Regions from separate parts of the Mus musculus genome. Here region 2 is linked to region 1. The links are chromatin loops, found by intact Hi-C in ENCODE. Cell type or tissue: left cerebral cortex. All regions are shown on one strand. Each heading gives the region's core, and the rest is flanking DNA. Links, peaks and the distances in the headings are about the cores only.

What was found. Peaks named below come from ENCODE experiments on the same cell type or tissue, not always from the same donor. Only the 100,000 strongest peaks of a DNase experiment are listed, where the experiment ranks them.
Region 2: it touches region 1 in a loop (2.7-fold over the local background); 2 of 42 quality-filtered maps call a loop at or near these places.

What each region holds. Positions count from the first base shown.
Region 1 is chr14:49,632,036-49,640,375 of GRCm38, forward strand. No RefSeq gene overlaps it. Among named protein-coding and RNA genes, the nearest start is that of Gm36082, 37 kb to the right of the region's middle. In left cerebral cortex, for the core only: no CTCF peak of the experiment used is centred there; DNase peaks (open chromatin) are centred at 4,132, 4,241 and 5,544.
Region 2 is chr14:49,585,578-49,593,917 of GRCm38, forward strand. No RefSeq gene overlaps it. Among named protein-coding and RNA genes, the nearest start is that of Slc35f4, 64 kb to the left of the region's middle. In left cerebral cortex, for the core only: no CTCF peak of the experiment used is centred there; DNase peaks (open chromatin) are centred at 4,934 and 5,425; H3K27ac peaks cover 316 bases.

The sequences.
Region 1 (8,340 bases), core at 72-8,071:
AGATAGAAGTAGAAAGTACTCTACCCAACTCATTTTATGAAGCCACTATTACTCTGATACCTAAACCACAGAAAGATCCAACAAAGATAGAGAACTTCAGACCAATTTCTCTTATGAATATCGATGCAAAAATCCTCAATAAAATTCTCGCTAACCGAATCCAAGATCACATTAAAGCAATCATCCATCCTGACCAAGTAGGTTTTATTCCAGGAATGCAGGGATGGTTTAATATACGAAAATCCATCAATGTAATCCACTATATAAACAAACTCAAAGACAAAAACCACATGATCATCTCGTTGGATGCAGAAAAAGCATTTGACAAGATCCAACACCCATTCATGATAAAAGTTCTGGAAAGATCAGGAATTCAAGGCCCATACCTAAACATGATAAAAGCAATCTACAGCAAACCAGTAGCCAACATCAAAGTAAATGGAGAGAAGCTGGAAGCAATCCCACTAAAATCAGGGACTAGACAAGGCTGCCCACTTTCTCCCTACCTTTTCAACATAGTACTTGAAGTATTAGCCAGAGCAATTCGACAACAAAAGGAGATCAAGGGGATACAAATTGGAAAGGAGGAAGTCAAAATATCACTTTTTGCAGATGATATGATAGTATATATAAGTGACCCTAAAAATTCCACCAGAGAACTCCTAAACCTGATAAACAGCTTCGGTGAAGTAGCTGGATATAAAATTAACTCAAACAAGTCAATGGCCTTTCTCTACACAAAGAATAAACAGGCTGAGAAAGAAATTAGGGAAACAACACCCTTCTCAATAGTCACAAATAATATAAAATATCTCGGCGTGACTCTAACTAAGGAAGTGAAAGATCTGTATGATAAAAACTTCAAGTCTCTGAAGAAAGAAATTAAAGAAGATCTCAGAAGATGGAAAGATCTCCCATGCTCATGGATTGGCAGGATCAATATTGTAAAAATGGCTATCTTGCCAAAAGCAATCTACAGATTCAATGCAATCCCCATCAAAATTCCAACTCAATTCTTCAATGAATTAGAAGGAGCAATTTGCAAATTCATCTGGAATAACAAAAAACCTAGGATAGCAAAAACTCTTCTCAAGGATAAAAGAACCTCTGGTGGAATCACCATGCCTGACCTAAAGCTTTACTACAGAGCAATTGTGGTAAAAACTGCATGGTACTGGTATAGAGACAGACAAGTAGACCAATGGAATAGAATTGAAGACCCAGAAATGAACCCACACACCTATGGTCACTTGATCTTCGACAAGGGAGCTAAAACCATCCAGTGGAAGAAAGACAGCATTTTCAACAAATGGTGCTGGCACAACTGGTTGTTATCATGTAGAAGAATGCGAATCGATCCATACTTATCTCCTTGTACTAAGGTCAAATCTAAATGGATCAAAGAACTTCACATAAAACCAGAGACACTGAAACTTATAGAGGAGAAAGTGGGGAAAAGCCTTGAAGATATGGGCACAGGGGAAAAATTCCTGAACAGAACAGCAATGGCTTGTGCTGTAAGATCGAGAATTGACAAATGGGACCTAATGAAACTCCAAAGTTTCTGCAAGGCAAAAGACACTGTCAATAAGACAAAGAGACCACCAACAGATTGGGAAAGGATCTTTACCTATCCTAAATCAGATAGGGGACTAATATCCAACATATATAAAGAACTCAAGAAGGTGGACTTCAGAAAATCAAACAACCCCATTAAAAAATGGGGCTCAGAACTGAACAAAGAATTCTCACCTGAGGAATACCGAATGGCAGAGAAGCACCTGAAAAAATGTTCAACATCCTTAATCATCAGGGAAATGCAAATCAAAACAACCCTAAGATTCCACCTCACACCAGTCAGAATGTCTAAGATCAAAAATTCAGGTGACAGCAGATGCTGGCGAGGATGTGGAGAAAGAGGAACACTCCTCCATTGTTGGTGGGATTGCAGGCTTGTACAACCACTCTGGAAATCCGTCTGGCGGTTCCTCAGAAAATTGGACATAGTACTACCGGAGGATCCAGCAATACCTCTCCTGGGCATATATCCAGAAGATGCCCCAACTGGTAAGAAGGACACATGCTCCACTATGTTCATAGCAGCATTATTTATAATAGCCAGAAGCTGGAAAGAACCCAGATGCCCCTCAACAGAGGAATGGATACAGAAAATGTGGTACATCTACACAATGGAGTACTACTCAGCTATTAAAAAGAATGAATTTATGAAATTCCTAGGCAAATGGATGGACCTGGAGGGCATCATCCTGAATGAGGTAACACATTCACAAAGGAACTCACACAATATGTACTCACTGATAAGTGGATATTAGCCCAAAACCTAGGATACCCAAGATATAAGATACAATTTCCTAAACACATGAAACTCAAGAAAAATGAAGACTGAAGTGTGGACACTATGCCCCTCCTTAGAAGTGGGAACAAAACACCCTTGGAAGGAGTTACAGAGACAAAGTTTGGAGCTGAGATTAAAGGGTGGACCATGTAGAGACTGCCTTATCCAGGGATCCACCCCATAATCAGCATCCAAACGCTGACACCATTGCATACACTAGCAAGATTTTATCAAAAGGACCCAGATGTAGCTGTCTCTTGTGAGACTATGCCGGGGCCTAGCAAACACAGAAGTGGATGCCCACAGTCAGCTAATGGATGGATCACAGGGCTCCCAATGGAGGAGCTAGAGAAAGTACCCAAGGAGCTAAAGGGATCTGCAACCCTATAGGTGGATCAACATTATGAACTAACCAGTACCCCGGAGCTCTTGACTCTAGCTGCATATGTATCAAAAGATGGCCTAGTCGGCCATCACTGGAAAGAGAGGCCCATTGGACACACAAACTTTATATGCCCCAGAACAGGGGAACGCCAGGGCCAAAAAGGGGGAGTGGGCGGGTAGGGGAGTGGGGGTGGGTGGGTATGGGGGACTTTTGGTATAGCATTGGAAATGTAAATGAGCTAAATACCTAATAAAAAATGGAAAGAAAAAAAAAAAAAAAAGAACACTGATAGATGTAGCAAGTTGTATATTTATAAATGTTTGTGTGTGTGCGTGTGTAACAATAACAATTATTAAGAGGGGGCCAAGAAATTGATGGAGGAACATGGAGAAGCTGATGTAGAGAAATTGAATAGAAGGAATGAGGTAATTATATTTCAGTTTAAGGTACTCGTTTAGGAGGAAAAGTGAACCCAGCCGAATCATGATTGTCCTGCCAGCATTCCACTTAGGAAGTAGTAAAGGATCAAAGACCAATAGATGAAGCAATTCTTCAGGATCGTGCTGGTATCTACAGGTACTTGAAGACCTAGTGTCTTCTTTATTATATGATCGGTTCTCCCCATCTGTTGGGAGTCTACTCTTAGCAGAAAGCATCATGCTTTCCTAGCATGATGTTTTTGCAAGAAGCCCATCACAGCTGAACACACTCTGATAACATCTTATTTTTCTCCTATACATCCTGGACCTGTGGTTAAGTGTCTCCAGCGGCACTCCCCAGCGAGTGCATATATACCCATAGTTGCCTTTTAATAAACGAGCCTTGAGCCTTGAGCCTTGAGCCTTGAGCCTTGAGCCTTGAGTCATGAGACTTGAGCAGATAGCCTGTGTTGTCTCCATTTTTCGAGTTTCTTGCCCCTCAGTTCCCACCCTTTCTCTTGCAGACCCTGTTGACTGACCCACGGATCAGGTCACCCATCTGTAGGCAGAAAAGTCACAGCAGGAAGAATGGATGCAGATACTTGTGGGAGAAGCGAGGCTGACCATTGAAGTGATGGTCAAGGTCCTCCTGCAGCTAACAGTATGAACTCAGTCTCTCCTCTGTGCTTGCAGTGGCTCTATTTTTAGTGAATATATAGATAACCTGGATCCCCGAGAAAGGCACATCAGCCCACTGGGGCAAGGGTAAAGAGTGAAGTTTTCATAGTAACTGCCAGAGGAGCCAAAGTGAGACATGATGCTGACCACCAGTCCCAAGTGCAGGCTTTGGCTCATCCTGAGTCTCTCGCAGGAAGTCAAGCCTCAACCGAGTCTGCTTTCTCAAAGGCAGATGGAAATAAGTTTTAGGCTGCTACCACTTGATCGAGAGCCAGGAATTTAGTAAGTTATGGGCACCAGTCTGGCATCTTGTACCTTACAAAAGTCTGTAGAGATGAAAAACTATCTCTTGGAAAACAAATTATTTTTAATAATTCATGGGCTTGCTGGGAGATACAAGTCCCAGCAGAGCACTGAGGAGGAGGAGAGAGGAGGAGAGAGGAGAAAACTCTGGCAGGCTGCACTGTGGGACTGAGAAGAGAGCAGAGGCAGGCAGTGAACAAGTCATGAAGAGAGATGACCTGTCTGCTCTGTGAGGCAGAGGGAAAGTCACAGGACTTGAGCTTTTCTTACCCATGCTTAGCTCCATTCTAGAATAGCTCTTTATATCAGCATTTTCCATTACCCGAAAACAAGAAAACTGCTTTGCTTTGCTTTGAACTTCTTAAAACCTTTTAGGGCTTTGGTATGAGAGTGTACGATTGCTGTTATGCCTTTAGTTCTCATTATTATCAGTTCCCTACCATCCCAGCCTCCATTCCCAACTTGTTCTGTTGGCCTTTGTATTCAGTCAGTCTTAGTGCTCCCTGCCCCAGGACCATGGTCCATGTTTCTCATTCCATCTTGAATGTTTCTACCTAGTCTTTTGATTATTTCCATCTTTTTCCTTCTTCAAGCTTCAGCCCTCCCTCACCACAGAAGGCAGTTCAGCTCTTCCTGTTTCTGTTCCCAGTGTCCATGTAGACACCCTTAATGGTGTTCTAACCTTCTGACACTTACTGACCAGGTCGAGTTTCTGTTCAGTTGTAAGTTCTTTGAAAGTGGAGACCTGAACTACCCAATTCCCAGCATAGGAAAGGTAGCTTACAAATCCTTTTGAGGAAATAACTAAATAAAGGACTCAGTGTTTTGATCCACTTGCTTAAGTTTGCACAACTGGAATTCCAACTCTGCACTCTTTAAGCCAAAGTCTGAACTCTAGATAACTGTATTTTAACCTACAGTTTTAAAACTTCTTTGAATTTTTATTTATATACTTGCATTTCAAGAGTCTACCAAAAAGAAAACAAGCTACCCCTATGTGGTTAGGGGAAAACATTGAATAGACCCAAAGCTAGGGTCAGCAGAAGATAGTAATTTTAGTGACTTGTTGAAAGGCAGGATACAGACAGGATCAAATGGACATTGCCTCAAAAGTCTATAGTTTGATCCTCTTTGGCTGATTCTGAGGAAGGAATCTAAACTAAAGTTGGTCTCTAAGGGAAAGAATAGGCAGCCTAAATTAAGAAATAGAACCTTGTTTCTAAGATCTTTTAGCCCCCTCCATGATACCTTTTATCCTGTGGTGTGTAGAGGATACTCCCTGGACCTATGCACAACCCTCAATGTGTACAACTGCAAAAATCAGCCCAGACAGGCGAGAGGCCTGTTACATAAGTTACTGATTATAGCAATAAGGAACCTTGGCAATTGCCTACATGTTCTTTGTGCAAAGGAAACTTCCATGCTGGGATGTTTCCCAGGAGAAATACTGTAAGCTCCTCCCTTTCCTCTGTACCTTACTCTGCCCTGCCCCTCTCTCTTGCTTCAGCTGAGACTTCTGGTAGTGAACAATTCCAAACCTCATTCATCCTCCTGCTCCATAAATATTTAATGGGCATCAGATCTGCAATAGGCTGTATGCTGGAAGTTGAAAGAACAGACAGACAGACAGACAGACAGACAGACAGTACAGTCCTTTCCCCATTAGATAAGCAAAAGTAGAACATTGGGCAGGATGCTGGGACGGTGACAGTGGCCCTGGCAACCGAGGAGTTGGCAATATCAAAACAGAGAAGAACTCACTCTAAAGCCCTTGCCTTCCTTTGCACATTTCTGATGAGTGCTCTGAACAAGTTCTGACCTATTCGCAGGTGAGAAATCAGCCTGAACCTCAGTCGTGTTTGCTGAAGTTGCGTGCATTCTTTCAGCTTCTCTGGTGATCCTGGCTTCCTTCACTCTACTGATATGGCTTGTGGGTTCTCCCTCTGGTTGCCCTGGGGTGGGAGGTGGGGCATGAGGGGGCACATATTGACCAGCACAGATGGAACCAAGCACTCAGGCAGGCTTCAACTGTCCTTCAAAGCATTTCAGGCCGATCTTCATCCCAGCGACCCCTGCACAGTAGCTGCTGCAGCTGGAGACTCATTGGAGAAAAAGAACTGCAGGCTCTGTAGCAGGTTCCATGGTAGAGTTTCTTAGAAGGCATAAAAGAACCTGTTGCCATCCTGTGGAAATGGGCCATCTGACCTTAGCAGTGTGTGCTTCTGTTAGTCTTCTGTGTTCGTAGAGGACTGACATAGAACTGCTCAGGTGCCAAGGCTGGTGGCCTTCATGCCCATTCTCCCAGGCCCAGGAATTTCAGTTCTAGTTTCTTAATATATAGACATGCTTCCCAGAGCTAACACATCTCAGCAAAAATTAGAGGAGATCCTGTGCTCACCCCACAAAACTAAATCACCCTTTTTGTAAGCAGGTGTCCTACCTTCTCAGGAGAAGACGCCATGGGTGTGAAGGAGCTTAAATGGGAAACAAGTGTTCCCAGGCAAGATCACCCCTTTGTAACAGCAAACCAGCATCCTCCACCCACCCACAAGCATCCAGTTCCTCTGTGAAGGCACAAGAGGTACAGAGTAGAGGAGGCCAAGGATGAAACTGCAAGTGTAGCTTGAGCCTTCCTCCAGGAAGAAAGTCTCAGGACTTGAAGTAAAATCTCTTGAAACCAAATCTAGAAATAATACTTCACAATATATAAAAATGTCGCAAGGCCTAAAAATGTAAAACCTACTTTTCTAAGTAGCCTAAGCAAACTCTGAACCTGGAAAGTTATCATGGGAATTGAGAAAGATAAAATATGAAGGTTTTCAGACACTATTCTGTTTGTTTTCTATGGAGATGGGGAGAGAGGACACACAGGGCTTAACCTATGACTTTTCTGGGTGGAAGGAATGACACTGAACTTCGAATGCCATGCCACTGCAGAAACACTGTGATGAGGGCTTGTGAAAAGCTAAGGTGGGTAAAGGAAGAAGGAACTGAGAATGACAATCAAAGAGAAAAATGACCAGTGGGATGTGATGGAGATTCAGCAGGGAGCCTGGGGGTGGGAGATAATGTGAAAGAGAGGAGTTACTGAGCCTGGTAAACATCTTTGTACAGACATTCATAGCATAGACAATGAAATCGGAGGGGCATTGATAGTGTTCTATGGACCTCTGGGTGTCTCCCAAGCTTGTCTTCCAGAATGAATTTTATTCTCATGGGAATAAAAAGCTAATGTCTTAGGTCATTTCTTATAACTCCAAAAAGTCTCACCTTAGAGGACTGGGTCCTATGATTACTGTAACAAGTCACCAGAGGCCTGTGGCAAAGAGCAATGCAGGTGAATTCTTTCACAGTCTTCTACTAGAAAGGAAAGTTGGATATGGGTCCTGATGGGTTATAATTCCTACCTTCTCATCTGAAGATTCCAGGTAAGAATCTACCCTTGAGTTTTCTAGCTCCTAAAAGCACCACCACTCCTTGGCTAGTGGCTTCTTTTCCAATCTTCAGAGCTAACAATGGCACACTGTGTCTTTCTAATGTAGCATCACTCTGATTTCCTCTTTGAAGGACACTGATGACCATCTTTAGTCTGCCCAGATGATCCCAAATAGGATCTCTTAATTCATCTATAACCTTCTCTCTCCTTTATAAGATAACTGTGGTGGTTTGAATAAGAATGCCCCCCCCCACACACATAAGCTCAAATATATGAATGTTTGCTTCCTAGTTAGCCATCTGTTTAGGAAGGATTAGGAGTTGTGGGCTTGATGAGGTACGGCCTTGTTGGCAGAGGTATGTCACTGGCACGTAGGCTTGAGATTTGAAAAGTCCTAGTCAGAGGCCTAGTTTCTCTATGTTCACCTTTCAGATAAGATGTGAATTTTCAGCTATTGCTCCAGTGCCATGCCTGTAGTCATGCTCTCTCTGTCATGATGGTCATGGATTCACCCTCTGAAACTGTAATCAAGACCCCAATTGAATGGTTTCTTTTATAAGCTGCCTTAGTCATGGCATCTCTTCAAGAAAGAGAACAGTGTCTAAGATAGTACTATTCCCACCCGTTCTAAGGATCTGGGCGTGGACACCTTTGGCAGTCCAATTTTCTATTAACTGTACCTATAGCATGCAGATTTGAGATTTGTTCCCTGGGACAGACAATCATAAATTACAAAATTTAATAATTTTCACCCACTATAATG
Region 2 (8,340 bases), core at 242-8,241, 46 kb before region 1:
AACTCTGTACTATTCAGATTTTATATATGTCTGCATGTACATGTATATACATACAGGAGCTCAATCTGTCATATACACCCAAGGCTTAGAATAGGTCTGAGTTGCCTGTAGTGAACAAATTATGTGGCCTTTACAAGACCCATTACTGTCAGTGCCTGAAGGAGATGCTGAGACAATTACAGAGATTCAGAACTCTCTGCCTTATCACCCCAAGGCCTTGGGACTTCAGTGAATGAGAACAGAGTGAAACGTAATCAAGCCTCTGGTATGGGCAACTTGGACCTGGGCAGCAGAGACTACAACATTGTCTAGTTTTATGTCTTTAGTAAAGTCTCTGTACTTTGATTTCCATGTTTATGAAATGTAGCATTAAATAGATGAGTTGTCAGGTCAGTTTTGCCTCTAGGCTAACAGATTCTGGTACTGGGACTAAGGGAAGTACAGAAAGAAGAACTTTATCATCTAATTTCTAAAAAAAAAACAAAAGCTGAATATTTTGGTGACAAGGATTTGGTAGAAAATTAATATTTGAGTGTCTACTGTGTGACTGGAAACTTTATGCTTTATAATCTTTCATTTCATCCCTAAGAACTATGCCAGTGTTATTGTGTCCATTTTTCAGACATGAAAATCAATTTGGAAACATTGACCTAAACAACCTAAGAATAATCTAACAATCAGAAAATTTTGGAATTCAAATATCTTTTTGATTTCAAAGTCTATTCTTTCTAATATTGCCAATTTCAAAAGCACTCAAACATATTCTAGATAGGGAGTAAGAGTGGGATCTTATATGGTGCTGAGTCATATGTTATTGTCAATATCCACCATCCTGCCCTACAGAAATAGATGTTTCCCATGCTCAGCCTAATGCCTCACTCACAGGTGGTCCTTCACATCAGCTGTTTTTTTGAGCAACTTTGTTCTGCTAGCACATATTCCTCCAGGCACCCACGGGGTCAGGTGAACTGACCCTGGCTGATCTCTTAATCCAGAATTGTACTTAGCTTGGCAGGTTATTCAGAAGCATCCCTGGCTTTTGGAAATAGAGCTCTCCTGTCTTCTACAACCCATAGCTCCAGCAAAGCAGTGCAAATCCCCGTCTCAGTTTTTGAAATGTGTGCACATATAAAAGCCGGCCAAGTTGCTGTCCTGTTACTCACATGCTCTCACCACCTCCCCTGTGATGTCTTTCTCCGCCTCGCTCCTGTTACCTGTTCCCCTATCTTGTGGGTTTTCTTAGAGCCTACAAAAGCACCATCTGACTTTGGTAGACAGAAGAGCAAGAGAACTGAGTAAGTGTTTAGAGGGCTTTCATTAGAGAGCTGGCAAAAGATGGATGATTTGAGAATTCTTCAGTTAATAGTGTCTGGCTGCCACACAGATCTCAGTTTTTTTTATTATTTGTCTTTTCTTTTCATACTATAAAGAGTGACAAAGAATGAAGAGTTTCTCTGAATAAAGACTTTCTGTTACTTTCAACACTTTAAAGAATGGGTTCATTTTCAGAGTTTCCAAATGATAGCCTCATTTTATGTGCCTCGTTGCTGTTCCTCACCTGAAGCAGAGGTAGTGAAGGCCTGCTGTGACCATGCTGAATCCCCGTGGTCCTGCTGAGTATATGAGATATGGTGCTAAAAGGAGCCATAAGCTCAGAGAATGAAAAGAGGCCTCTGGAGTGACCAGAATTGAGAATGGAAGAAGGCTCCAAAGCCACTGACTCAATGCTGACTTTGTAATGCAGCAGATGTGACCTTCCCTAAGAATAGACAGCCTCCCTGCAGCAGCACCCACCAACCCTACATTACCAGCACTGAGCAGTGGTATCGCAGCTGGACCACACTGCAAGCTGTCCTCTCTCAGTCTGAAGGCACAAACTCTCTGAAAGAATGAATGGTATCTATAAGTGATGGTGACAATTCCTACCACAGGAGTCAGCCTGTGGCTCTAGAAAGTTTCTCACTTGCACAATTCTGTACTTCTCAAAGGATCTGGACCATACCTGAGGCTTCTTCTGGTTCATGTTCCAGAAGAATTCAAGGGTTAGAAACATGATCTCAGAGTCTCTTCCAGGATTTCTTACTGGCCGCCTTAAGGTAAACATTCATACATTGTCAGAGTAACTATCTGGTAGCGTTAATTTAAAATATGTTTGGAAACTAAAGTCCAAATAAGCTGAATAAGACAGAGAGAGCTTTCTGTCCACTCAGTTTTCTCTAAGACTAGAGTCTTACAGAACTGTAGTGCAAGTTCCCAACTACAAAATAGACTTTGATAAACTCAAAATAGAGTACATTTCTGTCATTAAAAAAGGTTTTGACTAATGTCCTTTCATAACCCAACCCACTTCTTCCCTATCTTTATCTCTTCCTTCACCCATAGGAATCACCACTCTGCTTTCAAGAATGTAACATGAATGAGATCTTGCGTAGCCCAGTTCTCTAGCTATCCATTCACATCTATGGTTGGTTGGTTGCACTGCTGAGTGCCATTCCAAGATTGAAATGACTCCCACTTTAAATAACTCATCCTCAGACATGTTAGATCATTTCCAGTTTGGGTCTGTAAAAAGAAAATGTGCTGTAAACATATGCGAATGGGCTTTTGTGTAAGGTGCATTGTTGTCTCCCTCACATGAGTGCCCTGAATTGAAGCTGCATGGCTTTCTGTTCACTGCATGGTTTGTTTTTAAAGACTGTGCCAACTTTATATGTTTCTACCAACCAGGTGATCCAGTTTCTCATATCACCCCTGATATTTGCTGTTTTCAGGCTGTTTTACTTTAGAAAATTTGACAGGTATGTAAGGACATCTTATTGTGGTTTGAATTTGCATTTCTTAGGGATGAGGAGGATGAAGATCCTGCCACATGTTCTTTGTCACTGCTCTCTCCTCTGGGATGGGAGATCTTCTTGTATTATATGCCCACTTCCAAAGTGAATTGTCTGTTTTTAGATATTAAGGTTTGAGTCTTTTCCTAATGGCAGAGTATATTCCTTTGACGGGTAAGTGGCTTACAAATATCTTCTCCAAATCCATAACTTGTCTTTTCATCCTTTTAACAATACCCTTCCCTGGACAGATTTCTTTTCAATTTGATTAAATCTAATTTAGCTCTAATTTTCCCCATTGCGGATCCCAATACTTATTTTAAGTCTGGAAACCTTTAAAAATACCTCTATTTAATTATGTCTAGTCAAACTGACAATTAAGATCAACCATTATGTAGCCCCTCTCTTTTCCCCAGCCTCAGCTACTGGAGACCTTCTGGGGAACCTGTGTGTCTAACCAGCCTTGGCAGTAAGGAGACAATCCTCTCCCCAGAATGGTGCCACAAAGAGAATAGTGAAGAGTCAGAACTCTCACCACCACTCAGTGGCAACAGTCATGCTTAAGACTAATATGAACTGACAGGTGTATTGCTGATGGGTTGGTTCCCTTCGTGGTGTTATTTTGAAAAAGAAAGGAGGGAGGGTCAAGATCTTAGCTAGAAGAAGTAGGTAGGTAGGTCCTTGGTCCTAGCCCTGAAGGTCCTTGCCTTGGTCCTTGTCCTCTGCCTCCTGCTTTTCATATATTTCTCCTGTCTGCCCTCATGGCCACAATGCTCTACCTCACTGTGAGTCCAGAATTAACGGAGCCAAAGACTGTGGTCTGACACTTCCAAGACACAAAGCAAAACAAACTTTTTCTCTCCTTAGTTGCTTATGTCAGGCATTATTTGATACTGATGCTGATCTAACATAGCCACTATTAGAGAGGTGCCAGTGAGAGCTACTACAGTTAAAACCCCTGCCCCACCTAACAGTATCAAGGAGACTCCTTTCATGGGTGTTAACTGGTGCTGAAACTGGAGATGTGGCTTTTAAACCCATCTGGAAGTAATGGGATACTACATTCCTTTTCCCTCCCTCCCCAACATGGTAAATAAGTCTGGTTAAAATAGCAACTTGCAGTAGGAGTCACAGGCCCATAGTATAATCTAAAAAATGTTTCCACTTATGGCTTCAATAGAAAAATCACTTGTCATATCAAGGCCATAAAATATCTCAAACTAAATGGAAAAGCAGTCAACACCAGCATGACAAGAAAACAGAGCTAACAAAAATTTAGAAGCAGCTGTGATAACCACATTGCAACAAACAATTACGAACAGGATTGAATAAAAGAAAACAATTAGAAAAACCTTATGAAGAAAAATGCAAAAGAATAAGTTGAGGAGCCTATCTATACTCAACTTACAATATATTGGTACTAAAACTTGAAGAATCAAATAGGAATTTTGAAAGAAAAAAAATACAGTAGCTGCCGTAGAAAGCTCACTGGATGTATTCAGCTTTGGAAGGGAGGAGACAGATGAAATAACCCATGGTGGATGATAAGACAATAGAAAGTAGAACATCAGAGAGGAAACAGATAGGAAGACTCTAAACAGAGTCAAACCTACAAAAGAACAAATATCGAAATATGAGTAGCTTTGAAGTGTAAGTGGTTGAAAAACTTCGAGGGTGATGGGGTTTACTGAGTCAAAATGAAGATTCTGGGTTTTTTATTCATTTATTTATTTATTACTTACTCACTTTACATTCTGCTCACTACCCCTTCCCACAATTCTTTCCCCAATTGCCCTCCCCTTCTCAACATGAAGATTTAGATGCCTAGAAGTCAAGCTTCTATTTTCCTCTCTGAATGTTTCTCCTGTGGCTGCCAAAGAGATTGGACTACTACTTCAGACTCTCCTTGTCCAAAAATCAAGGTGGAAAAAAAAAATCACTGGTGAGATCAAAAGAGAATAAAAATATATTCCTTCTTATCTTAAATATGAATCTGAGCCTGGCAGAATCACCAAGCAGAAGCAGAGACATTTAAGATGTACTGACTCTAAGATCTATAACTGCTAGGGCGTGTTTCTCATTTTGCATCCAAGCTTTCAAAACTCCTCCTAAGAGCGCTTCTTTAAGAAGCACAGGTTTGTCGTGCACCACATTCCTTGGCCACTTCCACTGCTATAACATCCGCAGTTGCTTGTAAGGTTAACAACATGAATAATTGAAGAGAAGAGAAGAGACTGTCTAATCTACTTCCTCCAGAAGACACCCACATATTATAAAATGTCAGAACAGCAGAAACAGACAATAAATGAAGGAGAACTCTCCTAAGCCATCACAGCAACAAAGACAATATCTCAGAATGTACCTCTGACCCTACATGTGTTCCATACGTAGCATAACAAATATGGAATATAGGAGACAGAAGAGTTGTTTTTCAAAGAACCTCCAACAACTCAACTCTGTTAGGTTTGTAAAATTACTTATTTATTCACTTTATATCCCAATATCAGCCCCTTGTTCACCCAGTACCCCCTCATGCAGATTCTCCTCCATCTCCCTCCCCTTCTTTGAGAAGGGTTCAATCACATCTTGTGGGCAAAGGAAGAATTACTGTAGTCTCCTACTCAAAAAAAAAATCCAAAATGGTGGTGCTAGCAAAAACTCTCTGTGCAGAACACTTTCTTCTCAATTCTAATAATAGATATGAAAGTCTGGGAAAATGAAAACAAAAAGATTCTGGACTAGCCAACAGAATGTGTAACCAGTAAAGTCACTTTGAGCCTCTACCTTCCTCCTTGTTCTAGAGACTAGAGAGCTCCTGGGGACAGATGGAAGTTCACTAGTGTTATGAGATATCATATGGTGGTGGCAGGAGTAAAGGGGTACCTGGTGGGCTCATTCCAATGTGGCCCCCTGAGAAATTATGACATCACACAGATCTGATAGAAGAAAGTTTATTGTAGGGGGAGGAGACTTGGAAAGTGGATAGAGGCTGCAGAGGCAGAGAAAGCGGGGGTGGGGTGGGGTGGGGTGGTGGGGATCAGAGAAGGACCAAAAGAAAAGAAGATGCCTGCTCGGAACAGAAGGAAAGCAAGCAAGAGAATGAAAAGGGAGGGAGGGAGGGGGTATTCATCCCATATACAGCCACCAAACCCTGACACTATTGTGGATGCCAGGAAGTGCTTGCTGACTGGAGCTTAATATGGCTGTCTCCTGAGAGACTCTGCCAGAGCCTGACAAATACAGAGGAGGAAGCTCGCAGCCAACCATTGGACTGAGCTCAGGGGTTCTGATGGAGGAGATGGAGAAGGGACTGAAGGAGCTGAGGGGAGCCCCACGGAGCTAGCAACAGTGTCAACAGGCCAGAACTCCGACCTTCTGGTGACTGGACCACCAACCAAAGAGTACACATGGAACAATCCATGGCGCTGGCCACATATATGGCAGATGGCCTTATTGGTCCTCAGTGGGAGAAGTGACCCTTGGACCTGAGGGGATTCAATGCCCTAGTGTAGGGGATGCCAGGGCAGGAGGACAGGAGTGGATGGGTGGGGTAGCACTCTCATACAGGCGGTGGGAGGCAGATGGGATAGGGCGTTTCCGAAGGGATGACCTGGAAAGGGGAAAATATTTGAAATGTAATTAAAATATCCAAGGGGTGGGGGGAAGGCTGTCAGGTGACAGTACAACAATGTTCAAACAAAAACTGTTATTTGTACATAATTATATATATATTTCACTAAACAATAAAAGGGAATGTAATTTTGCTGTTAAAAAAAGAAAAAGAAAAGAGGGAGGGGGACAGAGGGGGAGGGGAAGGAGGCAGGAAGACGAAGGGAAGGGAGAAGAAGGAAGAGAAGGAGCAGGGAAAGAAGGGGAGGCAGAGGAGAAGGAGAAGAAGGAGGAGGAGGAGGAGAAGAATAAGTGGGGGAGGGTAGGAGACAGTCCACTGGTACCTGGCAGCTGCACAGGTAGAAATGGTTACTGTTGATGACTCAAGCTGTTGCTAGGTCAACTTTGGGAGAAGCCTAGTGGAATTGCCTGTAAGCCAACAACTAGTTTCATTCAAATTTCTATGAATGTGTCTAGGCTGAGGAAAATTGAAGGGGGAAGTTGTTCTTGAAGATTTTTGGTAGTGTCAGAGCCTCTTGCTCCCTGCTGACACCAGCAGCATTCCCTACTATAGTGTCCATTTATTTCCTAGCTATTGGTAGTCAATGGCTCACAATCTCTAGGTGTGATCTCTATGGGTAGAAATATTGGAATCCTGTAGATCTTTGATGAATCACTCATTTTGCAGTGAGAACTTTCCCATTTTCTCTCTTCTGCCCCAGAATGCTATGGTCAGGAAGGCAGCTCAGCAAGGAACTCTAGATTCCTGTGCTCTGTCAAGCTTTAGCAGACAATGTGCATATTAACAGAGTTCAGGTGCCTTATCTGTAAGAGGCAAGTTCCTGAGAATGGAACTTCAGAGGCGGTGCTGTGTACACAGTATTTGCATGTTGCCCTCAGCCCTCCACTCACATTTGAAACCACCAGACCTGCTAAGGCTTCAAGACAAGCACTGTGCTGCGACTGAAGATAAAACAAGAAGTAGATTCAAAACAGCCAATTCGTTGGGAAAGCTCTGAAGTAGAAACAAGAGTGAAAAAAATTTTAAGACTGATAAAAGTTCAGCAAAATATTTTTGTAAGTTTTCACATTGTTAAAAAAATTAAAATATCAAAATCATTGAGGACATTCCATCCAAAGAACTTAATAAGTAATGCTTCCACATCTTTCATTTCACAGAGGATGAGAAAGGAGTCCAGATATTTGATGAATTTTATAGAATGGAGGCTTTATATTCTGCCAGAATCTGTGGCAGAATCTAGTGTAGGTCTCTTTGACTCCCAGGGCCCTAATACACGTCATTGATGGTGTCAATTTACTGAACTCAACACATATGTCTCACTCATAACTTTCCGATGCTTTTATCCATCCATCCATCCATCCATCCATCCATCCATCCATCCATCCATCCATTTACCACATATCACCATAACTTGAGTGTTGGGATGACCTTCACTCACACATATTGCATCAAATGGCTATGTAGGCGTGCCCCTGTATTTTCCATTGTTAAAATTGCAACACCAAGTGCTGGCAGGATATTTGGTATTGTCATTTCTATGTCCCATCACTTGCTTTCTACAGGTAAATGTTTGCTAGTTTTTCAATTGCCCAAAAAGAGGGAAAAGCAAGCTTCAGTGGGGGAGGTCACTGAAGGTCACATTGCTCTCTATCCGGCCAAAAGAAATACTAAAATATGGACTGGGCATAATCTTGTTACTGCTGGACTCACAATGAGTAAGCTAAGGAACCTCTCTCACTATGCTAAAAGCTTTTTTTTTTTTTTGTATGAGAAAGGAATGTGGCTTTTGTTAAAGAGCTGGCTGCTGAAACAGGGGCAGAATAAACAGGCAGACAGAAACTCAGAGAGACACAGAAGGAAGACAGAGCTTGGTTGGAT